Linked DNA regions of Homo sapiens: regions 1 and 2 are each linked to region 3. Evidence: chromatin loops called from intact Hi-C (ENCODE). Cell type or tissue: dorsolateral prefrontal cortex. All regions are shown on one strand. Region 1 has its middle 160 kb from the start of FRMD4B. Region 2 has its middle 68 kb from the start of MITF. Region 3 overlaps FRMD4B (FERM domain containing 4B).

Evidence for each region. A loop is a pair of places that touch in the nucleus more often than their neighbours do. Peaks named below come from ENCODE experiments on the same cell type or tissue, not always from the same donor. Only the 100,000 strongest peaks of a DNase experiment are listed, where the experiment ranks them.
Region 1: a loop joins it to region 3, with 2.8 times the contacts of the local background. A loop is called at or near these places in 4 of 110 quality-filtered maps.
Region 2: it touches region 3 in a loop (3-fold over the local background); 40 of 110 quality-filtered maps call a loop at or near these places.

Annotation. Positions count from the first base shown.
Region 1 is chr3:69,538,746-69,546,745 of GRCh38, forward strand. It overlaps a transcript of FRMD4B not described here. Among named protein-coding and RNA genes, the nearest start is that of FRMD4B, 160 kb to the left of the region's middle. In dorsolateral prefrontal cortex, no CTCF peak of the experiment used is centred here; DNase peaks (open chromatin) are centred at 3,224 and 3,966; H3K4me3 peaks cover 4,567 bases; H3K27ac peaks cover 3,257 bases; H3K27me3 peaks cover 3,117 bases.
Region 2 is chr3:69,667,323-69,675,322 of GRCh38, forward strand. No RefSeq gene overlaps it. Among named protein-coding and RNA genes, the nearest start is that of MITF, 68 kb to the right of the region's middle. In dorsolateral prefrontal cortex, CTCF peaks have their summits at 3,965 (motif pointing left) and 4,165; no DNase peak of the experiment used is centred here.
Region 3 is chr3:69,320,300-69,328,299 of GRCh38, forward strand. All of the region lies in intron 1 of FRMD4B (FERM domain containing 4B), which reads right to left. Among named protein-coding and RNA genes, the nearest start is that of FRMD4B, 62 kb to the right of the region's middle. RefSeq lists an enhancer at 609-658. In dorsolateral prefrontal cortex, CTCF peaks have their summits at 4,262 (motif pointing right) and 4,461; no DNase peak of the experiment used is centred here; H3K4me3 peaks cover 799 bases; H3K27ac peaks cover 8,000 bases.

The sequences.
Region 1 (8,000 bases), 220 kb after region 3:
TATCAAGCATCTAGCAACAGAAAATTGTTATCTTACCACTTCTCTCTGACTGCCCACGGCACATATTTGGCAGAAGAGGAGAAAAAAAAATCTTACTGACTTAGAAATAAATGAATTATCCTCCAAAAGTCTTCCATCTAAAACAAATAACAACTACATTGAAAAAGGGAGAGATATGTAAGTAAAGGAAGATACATGTAAGACCTGCTGATGAGCTGAGTACATTACTTATCTATAGGCTGATGACAGTCATTTCAGTGAGCCTCAGCACTCCCGAACATATAAAAATAGTGCATTCATGATAAGATCAGATCTCTGGGGCAGATTTAAAGGGAGAGATAGAGCGAGAGATCACTTGCAGTATAAGCCTCAAACCTTCACTTATGTGTGTAAGATAACTATGAAGATTTCCTGCTAGAAAATTACTGCAGGCTGGATAAGGCAGGGTGTTTTTAACTGTTTTCCATGTACCCTATTTGTATTGTAAGTTAGCCAAAACTTTCTTTTTGTCTGCTCAAAGCATGCAGAGTCTTGATTAAATCTGTGGAATCAAACGGAGAACTAGGATTCTCAGGCTTGCTGAAACTAGAGGCCAGCGACAATAAACATTACTGAGAAAACTTCAGCTGATTTGACACTTGGGAGTGGCTGTGAAGTTAACTCCTCCCACACTTTTCTAGATTAGGCTCAAATGCAACCATCTGCCTGTTTGAAAAGCCCATTCACTTTTCTGCCACTAAGATAGAAATTTATTAATTTCAAAACAAAGTGAAGTTTAATACAGGAAAACAGGATCGTGATCACCATGATCACTTGCAGGGGAAAAATCTTCTGAGAACTTTCCCATGGATAATGAAAACTAAACCTCAAAATACGGTATTTAGGTAATTTTTTCATGTTCCAGCACCATATTGTTTAAATGCATTACACCTGCATTTCTGAATTTAAGCAAATAAAATGGTTGATTAATATTACTTGCAGATGTCACAAAGAAGTGATTAAACTTCTACCATTCAGTAAGTCCTTGGAGTTGCCTAAATTTTTCTCAACCTTTTAGGAAATGTAAGCACTGTTCAAAAAAGGTGTGTTCAAACAGTGTGTGTGTGTGTGTGTGCGTGTTACTTTTTATTACAACATTTTCAGATTACAAAAAGGAAGAATTGGCCGGGCCCTGTGGCTCACGCCTGTAATCCCAGCACTTTGGGAGGCTGAGGCGAGTGGTGGATGGTTTGAAGTCAGGAATTCAAGACCAGCCCGACCAACATGGTGAAACCCGGTCTCTACTAAAAATACAAAAATTAGCCGGGCTTGGTGGCACATGCCTGTAATCCCAGCTACAAGGGAGGTTGAGGGAAGAGAATCGCATGGGCCTGGGAGGCAGAGGTTGCGGTGAGCCGCGATCGCGCCACTGCACTCCACTCTGGGTGACAGAGTTCGAAGGAAAAAAAAAGGAAGAATTGTAGAAACACCAATACATCCACCACCTGTCTTGTGACACTTAATTTAGAGACAAAAATATATACAGAGTGCTTACTGAGTGTCAATCTCTCTTAAATATCATCTTTTTAAATTTATTAAAAATATATAGGCCGGGTGCCGCGGCTCACCCCTGTAATCCCAGCACTTTGGGAGGCCGAGGCGGGCGGATCACAAGGCCAGGAGATGGCGACCAGCCTGGCTAACGCTGTGAAGCCCCGTCTCTATTAAAAATACAAAAAATTAGCCAGGCGTGGTGGCATGCGCCTGTAATCCCAGCTACTCGGGAGGCTGAGGCAGGAGACTCGCTTGAACTCGGGAGGCAGAGGTTGCAGTGAGCCGAGATCGGCCACTGCATTCTAGCCTGGGCGACAGAGTGAGACTCTGTCTCTAAAAAAAAAAAAAAAAAAAAAAAATATATATATATATATATATATATACACACACACACACACACACACACACACACACGGCAGTTATTGTTATTGTTATTATTTTCTTCATACTCATTACCACCACCACTGCAGCACATCCCTTTCGGAGGCACTGTCTTGTTAAGAGCCTGGCATCTGAAATTAGATCTTACATAAACCACAGATTACTGGTGGGACTTCCGGTAAGTTACTTAACCTCTCTCAAGGGCTAGGTTTACCACTTCATGGATTATGGATGATGCCCCAAAAGTGCCTACCAGGATGCCTGGCACACAGTAAGCTCTCTAAACCACCACTCTTCACAGCATGTGTATGACATATGAAAGTGCGTCTTGATGAGGTTAAGTAAGGCGAAGCTGCTTTTCTTCCCCTCTAGACATTTGATTTGGAAACCCCACAGATCCATTCCCTTTAGGACGGGAAACAGCACGTCGGGGATCGCGCTATAATCTTGTACACATCTTTCGAGTTGGCTAGTAAATTTCTGGGGCGACATTACCTAATCTTCAAGGATCAACCAGCTTCCCGGAAAGACTGCTGCCATCAGCACCCTAAGGTCTTTCTTCCCGAAAGGCCCAGCCTCTAGTCGCAGCCGTCTGGGTACCAGCAAACACACCAAATCAGTTCGCGAAGTTCAGAGGACTTGGCTCTGGTATGTTTACAAGTCCTAACAGATCGCAGGAATGTTCAGGATAATTATTACCCCACCCAGGAGCGCCCAGCCCAACCCTCTCACATCTGGAAGGAAGCGGCCACACAAAGGAGAGCGAGAGAGAGAGAGAGACCTCCTCCTGCGGCTGCTTTCTCAGGCGGGAGAAGATTTAATACACGTCTCACCCCTTTTGTGAACAAGAGCAGGCACTGTTCAGTATCCTTCAAAGCACAGGACATCCAATGCAAGGGAAGAGTTTGTCCTCTATTCCAAACGAAATGGCATTTCTCAAAGTAGGAGCTAAAGATTATATTTATTTTTTCCTCCCCAGATGAAAATGAAAAGTGAAATACTCCACAAAATAAGAAGCTATTCACATGCACACTGCCTCTCCAACATAGGAGCGGCTAGGATCTGAAACACCTATTTGAAAAGGGCAGCCAAACGAAACCCTTAGTGTCCTCTGCTAACTCCAGGGATTTCCCCCCCCTCTTTTCGCTGCCTTTTAGAAGTATCTCTGGGGGCCAGATCTGGGCTTCATCAGCTTTTCTCCCGACCTCCCACGAACGCGCGGCAACCGAAGCACGCGGTCCCCGGCGGCGCGTTTGCAAACCCCACCAACGCCAACGCCTCGAAACCGCCAAACTTCCTGTCTCCATACCACCAAAGCGACCAAAGCGCCGTGCCAAGTGCCCCAGGGACTCCAGCGGAGGCTGCACTAGACCTCGAGCCCCAGGGCGGGGTTTTCCGCTCTCCCAAACTCCTGGGACCCGCACCTCCGCTGGGGGTCTCCAAACGTGCGCGCTGCGCCCGGGGCGCACCGGGCGCGCCCGTGGCCGCGTCTTGCGGCCTCGCCCTGGCAGCACGCTTGGGGAGCCCGGGGCGGTCGCCCACCTACCTGCTCCGCCACCTCCTCCCTGCGGCGCTCCGGGGCTGTAGACGGCTACTTTATTGTCTCGGCTGCGCACCGCGCGGGACCTGGGGACCCGGCTCTGCGCCAGTCCTGCAAGTCCACTCTGCGCTGTGCCTTCCCCGGCGGCGGCTGCCTTCCTCTTCTTCCTCTTCCTCTCTGTCCAAGCTCCAGCTCAGCACGTGAGCTACGCAGCCCGACTCCCGGGCTCTCTGGGCAGCCAGCGCCTGCCGCATCCCCCGGCCCGGGTCTGCAGGTCGCCCCCGCCACCGCCGCTCGCCGTGCGTCCTCGCTTTGCTCCACACTTACAGCTGTGCCCCGGGCCGCCTTTCTCGCGTCCTTCCGTCCTGCCTGCCTCCTCTCGCTGTCAGCCGGGGCTTTCGGCTCCCTCTCTCCCCAGCAGCCCCCGCCCGCCGCCTCTCCGGGGGCTGGGGCGGCCGCTGCCAATGAGGCTCGGCTGATGCGCTGTTCCGGCCCAGTCATTGTATCGGGAGGGAAGGAAGGGGAGGGGGAGAGGGAGGAAGGGAGGGGGCGCCCTCGGCCCCCGCCGCACGGGGCTGCGGGCTGGGCTAGCCTTCCCCGGCAGAGAAAGGGCGCCGGTGCCAGGAGGCGCGGAGCGGTGCCTGCCAGGAGGAGGGGAAAGAGGGGGTCACCAGCCCGCGCCTCTCCATCGCTCCCTCCGACTCCTCCAAGCTCTGGGCGGAACTTGATTCTGCCTCACCGGCTTCAGGCATCCCAGGACCTGAGTGCTGTTAGAATAAAGGGTATGAGGCACCGGTGGCAGAGGGAGGCGCAGAATGCACCCAGCCACCCAAGAGGGGCTGGCGAAATGACTCCTGAGATCCCTGCAAATCTGAAACCATTGCACTTGAAGACAGAAAGAAAAAAAAAAAAAGGCGAGTCTATCCCATATCAGGCATTTATCCCTAAGAACAATTTTTGTTTTATTATGCGTTCTTTACATGAAACTCGGGAGGCTCAGAGAGGTTAGCTCAAAATAGCTGATGAGTGACAGGGCAGAGATTCCAACTTGATCTGGTGCTGAGTGTAACACAGCAAATGGGAGAGGAAGGAGAGGAAAGGAGGATTCTTCATGAACGACTTCCTATTGAGAGTTTTTATATTCTCTTCAAATGAGCTGACAAGGAGAGAACCAAAGGTGATCCGACAGGGCTGGGAGAAAATATTTCCCAAACAGCCTTAAATGTATGTCCCGTGACCAGACTTCACTTCTCCATACACCGTGAATTAATTTTTCTCTACACACTATGAATTAATTTATTTTAAAAAGCAAATCCATTTTTAAAAATAATTGTCTCACAACTACACAATCACATAGCTTTGGATTTTTGTTGAAAATTAAATTGATTTATCCAATATCAATATTTTAAAGACTCCACAGTTTCTGTGACCGTGGTTTTGGCCTTTCTTCCTCCTTCTCCTCCAACTTCCCCTACCCGTCTTTCTCCCCCTTCCTCCCTTCCTTTTTGACAGGTCACCAGCCTAGAAAAAGAATGGGGGCACGGGGCATCTTGATTTCACAGGCCCTGGTGTAGCTGCTACTGACATGAGGGAGCAAGTAGCAAGCAAGATCTGAAGTAGTAAAGGTTCAAGATAGCATGTTGCGGAATATTGTATGTGTGCAGAATGAGGTTTAATTACATTTGCTTCTGATGTTGAATGGATTGTTTGCTTTTAATTAAATAGAATATATTGAATGAATAGCTAACATTTATTGAGTGGTAATTACACGCCCGGCCTCCCCACCCTGTCCCCAAGACTTGAGCTAAATAAGCACTTCTCTTGGCATCATCTTATTGCGTTCTCCTGGGAGAATGGGAGTGGACTGAAAGCCCCCTGTGGCCAGGGTCTATGTTCGCCTTGTTCAGCATCAGGCACATAGCAATGGCTATTCAGTGTCAGTTGAGTTAAGGGAGCCCTGTTTTACTAAGGAGGAACCTGAGGCTCTGAGAGGTTAGTTGACCTGCCTGATAGTATGAAACTAGAAAGTGGCAGTGCCTATCTATAAATGCAGGTCTGGTAACTCGCTACCCGTTGCACAATACAATCTATTCAACAGGTATTGGAGCATAAGGACCCCAGGTAGGGGAGTGATGCAATGAATAATGGTTTGCCCAGTGCTCACAAATGCCACAATTTCTCCAGAGAGAAAATAAATACATGTAGCATAGTCATTAGAAAACACTACAGAGTGTAGGGCAAAATGGAACAATGCAGGTAAAATGCCCAGCTTAAGGCTGGGCATCTAAGAAGTGTGTGGCATTTATTATGTTTGGGGAAAAAACTGGATACAGACTATTACATGAAAATGCAATGTAAGAGATGTCAGAAAGGTTTATCTTTATTGGTGAGAGTAGTCCAGAAGAATTTCCTTGAAGATGTGGGATATTTACTGGATTTTCTTGGAGCAAAGGGGCTTTGGCTTAAAAATGGGGGCTCCAGGTTTGTTCTATGTGGGTTTGAAGCCCAGCTTTTCAAAATACTCAGCCTTTCTAGGCTTCATTTTCTTTTTCTGTTAAACAGGGTTAATAATAATGCATTACTTACAGGGGTATTGTAAGGATTAAATTAGTTAATATGTGGAAAGCATTTGGAATAGTGCCTCATGCATGATAAATGCTTAATAAATACTAGCTATTATTATTAAAGGACAGAGGCTGATTTCTTTCCAAATTCCATCTTCTGAAAAATAAATATTTATAGAATAAATATTTATAGAATAAATATTTATAGAATAAATATTTATGGAATATTTATGGAAAACAGCAAAATTAAAACCACAACACAATTGAACCTGCAAAAACTTTTTTTCCTTTATTTTATCCTAATATAGAATTATCAACCTGGCTGCATATTAGAGTTCTGGGGATGTTTTTTCTTTATTTGTTTGTTTGTTTTCAATACTGGAAACAATTATATTAGAATCTCTGGGGGTGGAGTTTGGGCATCAGGATTTTCTTAAAGCTTTGTAGGTGAAATCATTATACAGTAGGGATTGGAATCACCGAAATGTCCATAGGATGTCCGTAGGAACTACCTGAAACCTACTCATGGACTACGTATTTGGATTCTGTATTATAGACTTGGCTGCAGGAACCACATCCAGAGGGAAAACAACACATCCTTTACTTTTTGTGTGACTAGTAAATACCTAACTCTAGGATAGGTACTATGCCAAAACAAACAAACAAACACACAAAAAACTGCAACAAACAAGATAAAGGAAATGAGGTTTGTCATTCAGAAGCTCATAATTTAGTTGTTGTGATGAGACAAATATACATGGACAAAGTGACAGCAAGGAGGATGAAGAGGAAACAATTCTGTCTTGAAATATATAATTTCCAGGTGAAAAATCAGGGCCCACACACTGCTGTATATATAATAAAATAGTTTTGATGCAAGAGGGTGTTAGAAATTCCCCAGACCCCCATTTCAAGCCCTCAGTCTTATACAGTATGAAGGAGTGTGACATGAGATTCAGCTATTGAATTAATAAGAACATGTATCATAAATATTTTATTTTCTAAATTTAAAGTTATTTTTATATTTATTTATTTATATATCTGTACTAAGTATAGATATATGCTTATTGGAGAAGTTGTTTTTTTTTTTTTGTTTTTTAAGATGGGGTCTCACTCTGTCACCCAGGCTGGAGTGCAGTGGCGCCATCTCAGCTCACTGCAGCCTCTACCTTCCAGGTTCAAGCAATTCTCTCACCTCAGCCTCCCCAGCAGCTGGGATTACAGGGGTGTGCCACCTTGCCCAGCTAATTTTTGCATTTTTAGTACAGACAGGGTTTCACCATGTTGGCCAGACTGGTCTCGAACTCCTGATCTCAGGTGATCCTCCCACCTTGTCCTCCTAAAGTGCTGGGATTACAGGCATGAGCCACTGCACCCAGCCGAGAAGTTTTTGACAATATAAGAAATACATAAAGTAGAAATGAAAAATTATTTGCAAGTTCACTACTCTGAATAAGCATCTTTGACATACATAGTCCAGACTTTTAAAAATGTACATGCAAACACAAAACATACAAGTCATCTATTATATTGATATGCCATAATTTATTCACCCAAGCCAATTAGTTATCTTTGATTTTTATTTTTCTTTTATGTACAATTTTAAAACCAAGGTTAAAAGGAGGTCATATCATTCCTACAGCACTATCATTTTCTTCAGAGTGTTTCTGCCTTTCAAAGATTTCCTGCTGGTTATTCAAATATGGGATAAGAGCATATATACCGCTTGCATATTTTATAGCTAAAGGCTTGTGAGTGGGCAGACGTTCATTAATTTGTAACAAGAACCCGTGCTCATGTTCATTAAGTGTTTTGCACATGTGGTCTCATTTTATTAGTGACCCTGTGAAGTAATCACCCTTTTTCACTCCATTCTACACATGAGAAAATTAACCCAGACAGGTGAAATGACTTGCTCATGGTCCTATAACTAGCAAGTCAGTAGCTACAATTTGATCCCAGGTCTCTTTGACCCAGCGGGA
Region 2 (8,000 bases), 350 kb after region 3:
AATAAATATAGAATAGTACAAGGTTTCATTCTGATTTTTTTTTACTTTAGTTTTTCTCATTTACTGGAAGTTGGCACTTCTACTGATACAGCATCATCTTAATGATTCTGTAGTAGACAGCAGCCCAGCAGGGGATGCCTCATAAAGGAGTTGTAGGACTGGATTTTATGCCTGCACTGCACAGGTTTAAATCCTAGTTCTGCCACTTTCCAGCTACATAACGATGGAAAAATTACATATGTACCTCAGTTGTTTGTTGTATTTTTATTTTGTTTTTTTAAATCTGTAAGATGGGGCAAATAATAGTATGCACCTTAGAGGTTTTAATGTTTGTAAAGTACCTAGAATAATGCTTGGCACAAAGTTAATCCTATGTAAGTGTTTCAAAAATAATCCTAGAAGTCATTCTCTGTAGAGTTGAATCTACCTTACTTGGAACCAACTTATTATCATAACACTGAGTAACCTAATGTTCAATTCTTTAACCGTTTGATGAAGTAATAAAGAATAATTTCAGTACATTTTAAATTATTTATTTTAACCAGTTCATGGAGATGTTTACTTTCTAACTAAAGATTATGAAACTCCTCTCACTCCAGTGACCTTAACTTCTCATCTGTGCCTTTCACTAGCATTTCCCAAGATATGTTCTAAGGAACACTGGTTCTGCCTGTCAATACAGGCAATAACTGAAAAACGAAGAGGGGCTTCCAGGTTACATTTCGGAAATTCTTGATTAAACGGGTTATAATGGGGTATATTTTGTGCAGGCCTTTAACATGCAAGTCTGCATTGACAACTTCCAGCAAAGGGCATATTATGAAGTTGTCCCATCTTTTCTTTTCTCAGCACACTAGGGACTTGTGTTCTACCCAATATACTTTGGGGAACACTACTTGATACTTTGAACAACAATTTCAGTAGTACAATGCTTTGTTAATGGAGGGCTCATGTTATTCAAATTCCTGGTAATCTCAGACTCAGGCAAAAAAGTTTTTGGTTCACTTGTTTCTATAATTGTTTCTGGAATATCTTTCCCAATGGTTTCTTCTTCAGAATATAATGAATTTTCTATTTGTCTTGTGGCCTCTGGGCCTTCCTACCTGAGGATTGTGCAACATGGGTTCATAGTCAAGTAGCAAGAGGTACAGATGAGGGTGAGGTGAAACTGCAAGAGCCCCAAGGCGTTTTCTGAAAATTGTTACATGCGTTAGTTTTCTATGCTGTATAACAAATTACCAATTTAGCCACTTAAAACAACATGCTTTGTCTGGGGGCAGTGGTTCATGCCTGTAATCCCAGCACTTTGGGAGGCCGAGATGGGCTGATCATGAGGTCAGGAGTTTGAGACCATCCTGGCCAACATGGAAACCCCCATCTCTAATAAAAATACAAAAATTAGCTGGGTGTGGTAGCAGATGCCTGTAATCCCAGCTACCTGGGAGGCTGAGGTAGGAGAATTGCTTGAACCCAGGGGGCGGAGGTTGCAGTGAGTGGAGATTGCACCACGGCACTCCAGTGCCCACAAACAAAAAAACCCACCATGCTTTATTATCTCAGTTTCTGTGTGTCATAATCTGAGCATGGCTTAACTGGTTTGGAGTTAAGCAATGGAGGGGTTGGCTGGGGCTGAGGTGTCATCAGAGGCTCAAGTGGGAAAGAAATGGCTTCCAAGCTGTGAAGGTTGTTGGCAGTACTCATTATTACTCAGCTGTAAAAATTATGGCAGTGTCCTTCTTCAAAGGACAAGCTCTCCCCATTTTACTAGGACAGATTCTTATGTAATAAAACATTATCACAAAGTTGACATCTCATTACTGTTGCCATATTTATTGGTTAGAAACAAGTCACACATCCTGGATTTGCTAAAGGAGAGGAAATTATATAAGGTATGGAGCATTGGGAGTCACTGTGAGGCGTGTCTGTCACTGTACATTTTCTAAAATCCTGAATGGGACATTGTTTTCTTTGGCAGAGCTAATGGTTGCATTCCAGTTAATCCAGTTATTTCTTTAGTCATTTGTATCAACAGATACATTCTAGTTTTGTTTTTTTTTAAACGTGCCCTCTTTCTGAATCTATCGTATCTCTTTGACTAGATTTTAAAACTAAAAGGTAAGGATAACATCTCTGTGTATTCTTCATAGCTACTAGTGTGGATCTCAAAGTAGGCTTTTACTAAATGGTTGTTGCACACATGAATGAAGCTTTTGGCCTATGTTAGTTCACCCCTTCCAAGCTGAGTGATCTCTGGCAAATTGTTTAATTATTGTAAATCTCAGTTTCTTTAACTATAAAATGGGAATAATCATACTCCATGAAGAAATCTTGTAAAAGAGTAATTTGAACACTGTCACTCCTCTGTCCTCTGCTTTAAATCTTCAATGTCTCCCCATGCACTTGTAGTTGGTTCAGATTCCTCAATTTTGGCCTCTAGGCCCTACATGATCTGGCCTCTGCCCCTCTCTCTAACCCCATCTCCTGTCACTGTCACCCACTCAATAGGGTGGGCCACAGAGAACCCCTTAACTTGCCTAATTATCCCCAGTTCCTTCCTGCCTTGGTGCCTTTGCATTTGCTGTTCCTCAGCCTAGAATGTTCTTCTCCCAGATCATATCACCAATTTCTCATTCTTTTTTTTTTTTTTTGAAACAAGTTCTTGCTCTGTCGTCCAGGCTGGAGTGCAATTGCTAGATCATGGCTCACTGTACCCTTGACCTCCCTGGGTCAAGTGATCCTCCCAAGTAGCTGGGACCACAGGCATGCGCCACCATGTCCAGCTAATTTTTGGTAGAGTCTGGGTTTTGCCCTGTTGCCCAGGCTGGTCTCGAACTCCTAGGCTCAAGCAATCTGCCTGCCTTCACCTCCCAAAGTGCTGGGATTACACCACATCTGGCCATTTCTCTTTCGCATTATCATTCAGGATTCACCTCAGAAGTCAACAACTCTAAAAGGCTCAGCCAGACCACCTCCATTTGCCTGTGCAATTCATTACCCTTCTTTATTTTCTTTATAACAATGATCACTTCTGAAACTTGTACTATTTGTATATATGTTTCTTGTGTGCCTGTCCTTGCCAGAATGCAAGCTTCATAGAGGCAAGGACTTGGCTTCCTTTCCACTGGATCCTCAATTCCTAGCACAGGACCTGAGATATTTGTTAAATAAAATAGTGTTATTTTGTAATATATATGTAAATATATGTATATATTATGTATAAAAGCACAGTTCATGAGACATAATTTAAAATAGACAGACATATAAACAGAAGGTGGTATGAAAAATAAGTAGGAATAGTTTTATATTCAGGATAAGTAAAACTGGGGTTCTAGCCAGAACTGGTAAACTCTAAATTTCTTCTTCTAACCACTTGAATATTTTTTTCGTTGATCAGTACTCGGTTATCAGGAAAGGAAGATACCAGGCAAATAGATTGTAATTTAGTGCCTGGCACACATGAATAAAAGCAAAATCTAATGATATTGGAAATTCATGAGGCAAAAAGAAGTGATGAATCACCACCGTTCCATCCATAATTTTTTTTTTTTAAGAGATAGGGTCTCCCTATGGTGCCCACTGGTCTCGAACTATTGGCCTTAAGCAATCTGCCTGCTTTGGCCTACCGAAGTGCTTAGATTACAAGTGTGAGCCACCACACCCGGTCATTTTTTTTAATGATTTTTAGTGATGCAAATTCATTTCTATTACCTTAATCTATAATTATGATTGATTTATTGAAATAAACCCACTGGGATTTTTAGAAAAGCAATTCAAAATAATCATTTAATTTTGCTTTTCCAAAGGACTGAAACAATTAGTGTCAGCTGCAGTGTGCACTTATAAGAAGTGAAGAGTGCCTATATTTTTGCATATATTTGCTATGGCTTTTGAAAACAACTTTTGGGAAGATGGATGAGGGGAAGGAAGGTAGAAACTAGCAAAACTCTTTGTCAGACATTGCCATCTGCTGGTATATTCCCAAAATGCAACCCTGGACTCATTTCTTGTCAAAAATATAATTTAGGTGTTCCAAATTCCTCTGTTATTCAAATTCATGTAAAATCTGGGATTCAGATTCAAATTATGTTTGAAAATTAATGTATTATAAGTAAAATTTCAAGGTATTAGAACAACTGAATGAACGGTTTCTCTATTGTGCTGAAAAAATTCCAATTCCAGATTTTTAAAAAATCCTCATTAAAAAAGATCATCGTTATCGTTTAATCGTCTGCATGGGAATAAAGCAGCAAATTAAAGAGCCTGGAGCTCTACCCTCTCTGCAGTTTACTAGATTAGGGCTAAATTAGCTTAATTTGCTTGGTCAAGTGCCCATCACAGCACTCTCCCTTCACTCCATGTGGAGCTAATAAGAACTGACAAGTCTAAAATATGAGACTTGCCTTTGCTCAGCACTAACCCAGAGCCTGATGCTGACCATAGCCTTTAGTGTGTCCTAGTCTGCATCTACTGCAGACATGGTCGGCAGCAGCACAGGACTTGGCTGGTGTTCAGGCCACAGAGAACTGTGAAGGGAGCTGACTGTTCCTGTGATGATGGGTCACAGCACAACAGCAAAGGGAGTTGACTGTTCCTGTGATGATGGGTCCACAGATGGGGAGGCAAAGCCGGGAATTGTACCTGATGGCCATGCTGGCTGCCCTTCTATGGGATAAGCCCCAGCCAAACGGGTTGGCGTGAATATTCTGGACTGGACTTTTCCCGATTTCAGATCTTCCCTGAGTTGGAAAGCAAATGCACTTTCCCCAGGGTTAATGGGGTTTTACTAACAGCTGTGATGATCTTCCTTAAAGTTAGCATCCTGCAGTCTTTACAAGAGCTTGCTTTCTATTTTAATTTAAGTGTGTGTGGGTTTCAATTGACTGTCACCGCTTGGGATGCCATAGGGTGTTCGATGGAGTCTACTTAAACAGATGTGAGTTCCAACATACCTAGCTCCTTATCAGTTAGGTGACCCCATGCAAGCTACTGATGGTGGTGACCCTGAGTTTTGTACTCAAGATTTAACTTCAAGTTCATATATAACCTCATGTGTGGACTTAGGAAGTTCATGAACACCCCCTTGAAAGTATATGGGTTGTGTATGAGTTTGTATCATGTGGTTATACACATTTTTGTTCCTAAGGCATCCCTAAGCTTTCATCAGATTTCTAAAGTGGCCTATAACTTCTCTCCATGCTCCCAAAAAGTTCAGACTTTCTGTGATTCTGCTATTAAATGATGATACTAATGGCATAGAATTCACAGGGGTTGTTGTGAGGATAATTTAAAGTGGGTAAAAAATCACAGGCAGTGTGCCTGATACCTGTAAATATTAGTTTAGATGAGGGTATCAGAGCAGAGGTCAAAACTATTACTAAACTTAAGAGCCACAGTAAGTGTAATTTGGACTTGCTGTGAATGAACTTATTGGGAATCACTTAATGACTAGCAGCACCCTTGTGACCCACTGCAGTGTAATTCCTTCAATTGGTCTGATGATGTTATTGGTATTATCCTCACTGGGCCTGATTTTCCTGAAGGGAACTGAGCTGTGTGACCTTCGATGAGTTCAGATTTTTACCAACAATCTTCGATTATCAAAAGCAGAAGAAAATGCTTCTGTGTGAAATCAAAGGCTTTCAGGTAAATATAAGGGTTTAGAGAGTACATCTTCTATTATGTACTTAGTGAGGAAATTAGATAATGTTAAGGTAGATGCTTGATAAACATTCATTCCCATTCACTATTTTTTTATTTTTTATTATTTATTTATTTTATTTTTTAACACAAGGTCTCATTCTGTTGCCCGGGCTAGAGTGCAGTGGCACAATCTCAGCTCACTGCACCCTCCACCTCCTGGGCTCAAGCAATCCTCCTGCCTCAGCCCCCCAAGTAGCTGGGACTACAGGTGTGAACCACTACACCCAGCTAATTTTTGTGTTTTTTGTAGAGACAGGGTTTCACCATGTTGCCCAGGATAGCCTTGAACTCATGAGCTCAAAAGCGATCTGCCCGCCTTGGCCTCCCAAAGTGCTGGGATTACAGTCATGAGCCACCATGCCTGGCCCTCATTCTCTATTTAGGAAAAATGGTTTCATAAGAGAAATCCAGCCCCTACTAAATTTATCAAGTTTTATTTGATGGCTAATGTTGAAAATTCTGTTTCATTACTCAGGGAAAGCAAGTATTAAGGAGTGAAAAAGGCATTGACTTGGAAATCCAAAACACCTGATTTTAAGTTTCATTTACTAGGGATGATCTTGAGATATGGTTTTGGAGAAGACTCCAATTCTTCATCTATGAAATGTGGATTTTAAATTCCACATTATTAAAAGAGTCACTGAAATAACCAAGCACGTGGGAATACTCAACAGATGGCAACTAGATATGTGAAGTAAGAGAGTTCCTGCCCTCACAGCACTCACAATCTTGAGAGAGGAGAAAGGAATATGTCAAATACTTGCCAGATTGTCCCCTCGAGAAACATGGGGCATTTATCAACCCATCCAGACCCCAGGGCCATTAACTCCTAGCAGGATGAGAGGTCCACACACAGTCAGGGAGACAGCACTGACACAGAAAGAAGGAGGAGGAGGTGCAAGCTTGGGGCAGGATGCTGCAAGCACAAAGCAAGGTTGAGGGCACAAAAGGTCCACTTCAGCTTCGGCTGAAGTCAGACGTGGGCTTAGGGGGTGGGAAGCAGGGCATGATAGGTTTCTGCTACATTGGGGTGGGCATATTTCGTAAAGAGTGGCCACAGATGGATTCCTGAAGGAGGAGATCTTTTCTTTTCCTGTTTTTTTGTTTGTTTGTTTGTTTTTTGAGACAGGATCTCATTATGTTGCTCAGGCTAGCCTTGAACTCCTGACCTCAAGTGATGCTCCTGCCTTAGCCTCCCAAGGAGCTGGGATTATAGGCCTGCACCACCTTTAAACAGTGATCTGGGTGCTAAGAAGGGACCACTTTTGTAAGACGCATGCAAAAGAGTTCCACGCAGAGGAAACAGCAAAAGGAAAGTGCAAAAAGCCATGAGGCAGAAACAGATGTTGAATTTAAGATGCAGTGGGAGAGCAGGAGAGTGGAAGAAGACCAGGCCCTCAGCGCTTGCTCCTCCCTCTGTCTGAAAATCTCCTCCCATATCCCCATGGCTGTTCCTTGTGCTCACGGAGTCTTCACCTGACCGCCTTATATAAAACTGCTCACCTTACGCCGGCCCCCACCACTCTACTTCCCTACTGTGGATAGCAGGTTGAATGTGGTCCCCCAAAAGATATGTCTGCATCTTAATCCCTGGAACTTGTAGATGTAATCTTCTTTTGGGAAAAAAAAAGTTTTTGCAGATTAAGCTAAGGATCTCAAAATTAAATCATCTTGGATTAATGAGATGGACCCTTAGTCCCATGACAAGTATCCTTACCAGAGACACAGAGAGAAGAGGAGAAAGCAATGTGAAGGTGAAGCAGAGATTGGCGTTATGTGGCCAGAAACCAAGAAACAGCTGGAGCCACCAGAAGCTGGAAAAGGCAAGGAAGGAGGGTGCATGGCCCTGATGACTCCTTAATTCAGACTTCTTGCCTGCAGAACTGTGAGAGAATACATTTCTGTTGCTGTAATCCACCCAGTTTGTGGTCATTCATTACAGCAGCCACAGGACACTAATACGCCCTGCCCAACCATGTGACGTATTTGTGTCTTTGATTATTTTCTGGGTCCTCCCACTATATAATGAGCTTTACTGGGGCAGGGACTTTGTCTTGGTTGCTGCTTTGTCCCCAGACAAGTGTTGCCATTTTCTACCAATTCTGTCTTTTGAAGTTGCCCTCTTAAATAGCAAAGCCAAACCCAATACCTTCTCCTGCCTTCATTAACAGAAAGAATAGCTGTGCTTCTACTTTTTGGATAGAGCTAGGCTCAGAGTGAAATCATATATCAGGAAGGAAAACAGAAAACACACTAGGTATTTTAATAGAGGAGATTTAGTATAGGGTATTAGTACACAG
Region 3 (8,000 bases):
AACCTGACCTGGGCCAGGTGTGTTGGCTCACTCTTGTAATCTCAACACCTTGGGAGGCTGAGGCAGGAGCATTGTTTGAGCCCAGGAGTTTGAGACCCACCTGGGCGACATAGTGAGAAACCATCTCTACAAAAAATTAAGAAATTAGCCGGGCATTGTGGTGTGTGCCTGTAGTCCCAGCTACTCGGGAAGCTGAGGCAGGAGGATCGCTGGAGCCCAGCAGCAGTTCAAGACCAGCCTGGGCAATACAGCAAGACCCTGTCTCTAAAAGCAAAAACCAAAAAACAAAAAAACAGGAGTTATATTTGAAAAGAGCTGTATGTGGAGCACAATGATTATATTTACAAATATAGGATCATTTCTGAACCCCCAGAGACCATCAGAATAGTTTCAGAATTGACCCCTACCTAGTGGCAGCTAATAGCAGCAATGCTTCAGATGAAATAAAAAACATATTTAAAAAACGATCTCTTTGGAAAGCTTCTCTTCACATCTACTCTGACTTGATCCCCTTCCCGCTACCTTCTCCCCTCATGGAACCCCAGGAATTCGAAGGCAAAAATTACATGTGTTGGATTAAAACTCCCACCTCGGTCTCCAGCTGGCCTGTTTGCTCCCCAGCTGGTAAGAGTCAGTCCTCAGAGTGCAAGTGCTGATTACTGGTGGAAAGACTTTGTCCATCTGGTCAGTGGTTAAATGAGGAAGATCAGAAGGGAAGTAAGAATTGGCTATAAGCCAGACCTCTGGTTTCAAAGAGGGCCCTGATGCGGCAGCCCATAGTGGGGTTCAAGTCTTTATGAGAACACACTCCCCCACCCTGGCCCCCAATCCCACTGCCTGGTTTAGGAGATGAGAGAGGAGAGTGGGTTGGTAAGAAACCAAAAGGCAATTCAAGACAGGGCAGTATGGAACCACTCATAACAACGGGGTCGTCTTACAAGGCAACAGGAAATAGCTACAAAAAAAGACCAAAATCGTAGCCTACTTCGGCTTTGCTTTAGTTGTTCTTTGGAACAGAAACATATGAAATTGGTAAGGAAGCAGCAAGCCTTTTTAAAAATTTTTCTTCTCTCTCTCTCCCTTATTCCTTTTGACCTTTTCGAAAGCCTAGTGAGAAAGGGCCTGCTTCATAAAAATGCCTCCTCAGGATTTTCTGTGCGGTCACCTTCTAGAGTGAAATCTGCCATCTGGAAGGGTGAAAACCCAGCTATCTAGGCAGGTTCCATAATTCCAATTGAGCCCTACAGTGGTCCAAAACTGTCTAAGAGCTTTATTGCTTTGTTCACCACTGTCTCCGCAGGGCCTAGAACAGTGCCTGGCACACGGTGAGACCGTGGTATATAAATATCTGCTGAGTTAAGAAATGTCTTAACTGTTCAGAACCCAGACACAGCTAACACTGAAATACATTCACAAATGATTTTTTTTTTTTCTACACAGGGTCTCACTCTGTCACCCAGGCTGGAGTACAGTGGCACAACCATGACTCACTGCAGTCTTGACTTCCCCAACTTGAGTGATTCTTCCACGTCAGCCTCCCGAATAGCTGGGACTATAGGCAAGTGCCACCACACCTGGCTAATTTTTTGTACAGATGGAGATCTCACTATGTTGCCCAGGCTTGTCTTCAACCCCCAGGCTCAAGTAGTCCTCCTGCCTTGGCTTCCCAAAGTGCTGGGATTACAGCTGTGAGCCATTGCGTCTGGCTCACAAATGATTTAAACAGACAGAGCACAATCCAAAGCGAGGATTTTCCAGGCAACTCCCAAGCCCTGGCCCAGAAAAACTCACACATAAAAAACACTCTTTCCACCCAGAGAACAAGGTGTGTTATTAAACTCCTCATCAGATGAGATATTCTGGAGGAACTGGAGAGCGGGAGAAGGATGTATCTAGGACGTTCTTACTTTGGGATCTATTGAGTGGATGGAGTTTTATATTTCACCCTAATGATGTCAACCCTAGCTGAACAGGGCCCCTTTATATCATCTCTGGGTGTTGACTGAATATGAGCTATTGACACTCCCGTTCAGAGAATGGCCTAGACTGACACAGATGTCTCCAAATGGAGTCAGCTGTGATTTTCCCTCAAGTTCTTTCAAGACAGTGCCTACCCTCCCAATGTGCAATCACTGGAGACTTCTTTTTTAAGTGTCAATAAATGATTCTCCTAGCTTCTAGCAAACACTTACTACATGTCACACGAGTATGGAGTGCTTCACATGTGTAGTGACTTCTTTCATGTTGCTAACAACCCTACCAGGGAGAGTCATTGTTTAGATTTTTCTCTCTCTCTTTTTTTTTTTTTTTTTTTTGAGACAGGGTCTTGCTCTGTTGCCCAGGCTGGAGTACAGTGGCATGAACATGACTCACTGCAGCCTCGACCTGCTGGGCTCAAGCAGTCCTCCCACCTCAGCCTCCTGAATAGCTGGGACCACAGGCATGTGCCACCACACCTGGCTAACTTTTTCTATTTTTTTGTAGAGATGGGGTCTTGCTGTATCGCCCAGGCTGGTCTCGAACTCCTGGACTCAAGCAATTTTTTCCCACGTTGGCCTCTTGAAGTGATGGGGTTATGGGCATGAGATTTCTGTTTAGATTTCATAGATGACCAAACTGAAGTGCACAGAGGTTAAGTGGTGCCTGGTCATACAGTGATAAAGTTGGGTAGAATCTCAGGTTCCATCAGTCGTACCAAAGTAGGACTCCTGTACATCTCTTGCAGGTTCACTGGAAGTGGAGAAGGAAAAAGACAATGAGGGAGGGAGAAAAGCAGGCAGTGTAAAAGAAGCAAAGGAGGAAAGGAAAATGAAATGAGGGAAGAGGGGAGGAATGACAAAGAAGAGGAGAATTCAGTTTGCCAAAGCTGAAATTGAGTAATTGAGTAACATGCCTTAAGAGAAATGCTAACAAAGATAACAGCTGCTGACTGTGTGCCTGATAACTATCCCAAATCCTTTCATTTATATACAAAGGGCCTTTTATGGCCGGGCGTGGTGGCTCATGCCTGTAATCCCAGCACTTTGGGAGGCTGAGGTGGGCAGATCACCTGAGGTCAGGAATTTGAGACCAGCCTGGCCAATATGGTGAAACCCCCTCTCTACTAAAAATACAAAAAAATTAGCTCGGCATGGTAGCGCATGCTGTAATCCCAGCTACTTGGGAGGCTGAGGCAGAATTGCTTGAACCCAGTGGGTGGAGGTTGCAGTGAGCTGAGGTCGCACCACTGCACTCCAGCCTGGGCGACACAGCGAGACTCTGTCTCAAAAAAACAAAACAAAAACCCAACTCTCTCTCTCTCTCTCTGTGTATATATATATATATATATATATATATATATATATATATATATATGCGTTTTAAATGAATTTTCATAAGAACTCTGTAAGGTGGATTCCATTACTAGCTTCATTTTATGGATGAGAAAATTGAGGCTCAGAAAAGGTACATGGCTGACCCACCTTACAAGGTCATAGGGCCAGGAAGAGGCAGAGTAGGATGTAAACCTAGGTGTTCTGACTCCAGAATCCATGCTCTTAAGGGCTATATTACTTCAGTACAAAGTATTTCCTATCTCATACATCCTATATATTAAATCACATGTAGTTTAGGCACTTAATGTATCACCTTGATTGCGAAGCCTAACACTGCTCTGAAAAGCTTGATCCAGACTCACCAAACCAGAGTTGGCTGGTTCAGGCCACTGTCTCGAAGCAAGGCCAGAAGAAGAGAAAGGTTTTACAATCACCATCCCTTGGCTACTTCCTGGCCCCACACTGATGAAATATGGGCAGCTGCTAAAAATGGTGTCTATGTTTGCTATTGATCTTCCTTGGGCAGTCAGGATGGAATTAATCTCCACCTGTTGGGATGCTTCCATGGCTGTGTCATGCATATGTGAACACTCAGGGTACAGGATGATATTTGTCAGTTATGTGGCCTCCTGGACCTGACTCCATATTACTCTGGGCTTAAGATGTAGCCTAGCACACATGTAATTAATTCAGTGTGGAAAAGCTCTGGATTATGTGTTCATTCATTCACTTAACCAATATGTGCTGAGCACTCTCTAAGTGCAAGCACTGTTCTTGGCACTATTATATACCAGCCAATAAGACTGAAAGGGCATTATCTCTGGAGCTTGTCCTACAGTTCTCAACTTCATTGGTATTTGCAGCCAGATAACTCATTATTGCGGAGCATAGTCCTGGGCACTATAGGGTGCTAAACAGCATCCCTGACCTCTACCCACTAGATGTCAGTAGATCCTCCCCCATATGTCTCCAGACCTTGCCAAATGTCCCCTGGGACGCAAAATCACCTCTTTTGAGAACAACTGCTTTAGAGGTGAGGAGAAAAAAAGAAACTAGTAACAATTAAACAAATATGATATTTTCAGATAATAAGGGCTCTGAAGTAGATAAACTGGCAATGGAATTGAGTTCTAAGCATGTGCAAAACTCACTTCTCTTTACCCAGGAAGCACGAGAAATGAGGAAATTGATGGAGAAGGCCGGATGTGGTGGTTCCCTCCTGTAACCCTAATGTTTTGGAAGGCTGAGGCGGGGGGGGATTGCTTGAGCCCAGGAGTCTGAGATCAGCCTGAGCAACAGGGTAAGACCCTGTCTCTACAAAAAATTAGCCAGGCGTGTACCTGTAGTCCTATGTACTTGAGAGGCTGAGGCAGGAAGATCACTTGAGCCCAGGTGTTTCGAGTTGCAGTGAGCCATAACTGTGCCACTGTACTCCAGCCTGGGCAACAGTGAGATACTGTCTAAAAAAAAAAAAAGAAAGAAAGAAAGAAAGAAAGAAAGAAAGAAAGAAAGAAAAGAAATTAATTGATGGAGAGAACTTATATTGGACCACTGCTCTTGGTCAAGTGGCTCCCAGTAGAGACTGGAGGGCTGATGGTGTTTTCTAAACATTTAACTGCATGCTCCTTTCTGCCTTACAGAGGTTGGGAGAAAGTAAACAAGAAAGGCTGGCCAGTCAATGGACGGCCATTGCTGCAGCTCTAATGCCAACCTGGCAGGCAATTCCAGCCAGCTTCGGGCAGACATTCCCTGGGGAGGGCATTCTCATAAATGACAATCCCTTATCAGATTCTAGCCTGATCTGATAAGTCTGGTGAAAAGAAAAGCCAGGTTTTAAAGGAAGAAAGAAAAATAAAGAAGCAAAGCAACTTATTAAGCCTGGAGCTGAAGGCCATCAGGAGACACCAGCCTAGTGTCAATGAGAAGCACACAGGATTTAGAGTCACGAGGTTTGAGTTTGTGTCCCAGCCCTGCTATTTACCTAAGAGAATATCATGGTATCTCTCTAAATCTCAGTTTCTGCCCCTATGAAATGGAAAGGATAAAAAATCAGTCTCATTTGGGTTTGCCTCTTGTATTAAGGCAGGTTGAACTGATTATAAACTCTACCTTAAAGCACAGATGATAATTGTATCATCAGTAATACACCATTTATTGAGTATAGGTTAGGTGTTAGAGTCTGTGCTAAGTGCTTGACATGTATTACCAGTTTATCCTTACCCTAGTGCCGTGAGTACTATTATTAGTGGAAATAATGTCTAAGCTATTGAGTACTATCCTGTTCTCCAGAAATGGTTATTTTAATTTGCTTAAGTGCGTACTTCTCTCAAGAAAAAAGTTTTCCTAGATTATTATTATTTGAGACAAGGTCTCTCTCTCTATCACCCAGGCTGGAGTGGACCATAGCTCACTGTAGCTTCAGCCTCCTGGGCTCACGCAATCCTCCCACCACAGCCTCCCAAGTAAATGGAACTACAGGTGCACACCATCATGCCTGGCTAATCAATTTTTTTTTTTTTTTTTTGTAGAGATAAGGTCTCACTATGTTGCCTAGGCTAGTCTTGAACTCCTGGGCTCAAGTGATCCTCCCGCCTCGGCCTCCCATAGTGCTGGGATTATAGGCATAAGCCACCATGCCCAGCCTCTTCTACATTATTAAGACACTAAGCTGTCATGTTTAAGTTGACAATCAACCCGCCAGTTAAACCCTGGAGAGACCCAAAAACCTAATAGCTGGGGATTCATTCAATCTGATTTTTTCTAGTGATAATCAACAGACTAACTTACAACCACCATTTTTAGCTGTCCATATGTCCAAATCTGGGGAAGGAAGGTGGTAAACTCTAACACCTTATCTGATTGTGACCAGATCATTCCTTTGTTCTCATCTCCATAAAATGCAAGTTAATATGTGTTCATGGCTTTGCCTATGCCATCTGCTTTTACATACATTTTCCCCATTGAGCTCTCAAACCTACCTGTGAAGCAGATAGTTTCCATAATCTGAGATTCCACGAAGTTGAGAATGACTTGTCTGAGGTCCCACAGTTTATAAGGGGCTAGGCCAAGCTCAAAAAGGTGCTCAACAAACAACATGAGAGGGAAAAATCAGGGTATATATCTACATGGAAGAAACTTCAGTGAAAAGCAAGATTCTCTTTATATTCTGACTGTGCTTTTCCAATTAGAAACTCATGTTAGGCACCAAGAAGAGACTGTCAAATGTTTATTTTCAGAAAAACATGCAGGATATTTCTGCTGTTCCTCTCCAGAAAGAAACAGCCTCGTTGCTTAAAACCAGTTGTTAGGCTGTATTTTTAGACGTCATGGTACAGTATCAATGAGTCAAAAATAAAAAAACAAAAAAATGGGAGGGCACAGATACTGTAAACAGGAAAAGTCACAAAAATGGAACTAAGAAAAGCTGAGAGCACAGCCTGTGGGTTGGGGGTGGGGGGATTTTCATTTTCATCTGCAGTTCAGGTTAACCAGAAATGAAAGTTCTCCAGTTGCCTTGTAGAAAATGGAAATTTTGGCTTCAGTGAGTATGCAAGCAGCAGACACCCTGTGGTTTGGAAACTTTTTGCTTTGCCAACTGTCAGTTTTCTCTTTTCCCGTGAAAAACAACCTGTAGGAAGGAGTAAAAAAGTACTGCGTCTTTCAAAGACTTAAAAGTCTCAAGTGTAACTTGTGTGAAGAGATATTGAAAATAAACTGCAGTACTTGTAATTTAAAGATATTCTAGGTATTGCCTATTCACGGTATAATACATTTGGAAATCCTGGGCTCAATGGAAGCCACTCACAAAGCAAACAAATCACATACATCGTCCTGAGAACCTAAGAATTAGCAAAAATTAATTAGAAAATCAGAATCAACTTTACATTAATTATGGAGTACATGCTTACTCTCAGGGTTTTCATGTTTCAATTTTTCGTCAACCCTGTTAGAATGTCTCTGATTTATGCTTTTCCAAGTCTCTTTATTTTTTGTGACTCATGTATAGGTAGAGGCTGAAATAAGTCCTCCTTAGGGAGTTTATAATTAAAACAAACGGATTGTATTAGGTCCAGAGTCCTAGCCTATCTCTGATTTGTTGGTAGAAACATCATATTTGGGTAAGGGTTTTAGAAAAGCATCACCAAATTGTAAAAACAGAAAAGTCAAACTCATTTGGGACATATAGAAAAATTCTTAATCTTAACATCCAGGACTTGTTTCACTGTCACAGAAGAAATATTTCCTCTCAACTTACAGGCTTATATTATTTAGTCATGAAGCTTCCTTGTCACCTAATGCAGGCTGTGTTTTTAAATGGGATTCAGACTCTTTTTGAAGCCAATGTGGGATTCAACGATTAAAACAAAACAACAAAACTGGAAGCCACAGGTCAGGAGAACATAGAAATATGAAAAAGGAGTTAAGAAAAAAAAGATTTATTGGCAAGCACCAGGGAACATAACTGGGAGGAAAGATCTTTTGAGAGACAGAATGGTGGTGGAGAGCTGGCTCTTGGCCACTCACGAAAGCCCACTGTCCCATTTTCAAGCTGGTTGTTAGGTACAACTAATATGAACTTACAATGAAATAAATCGCATTAAAAGCAAAGGTAATAAAACTCTTCACTTTCCAATTGTTTTACTACATTTACTATGACCTTTGCTCTTGTGGTTATTGAATCTGCAT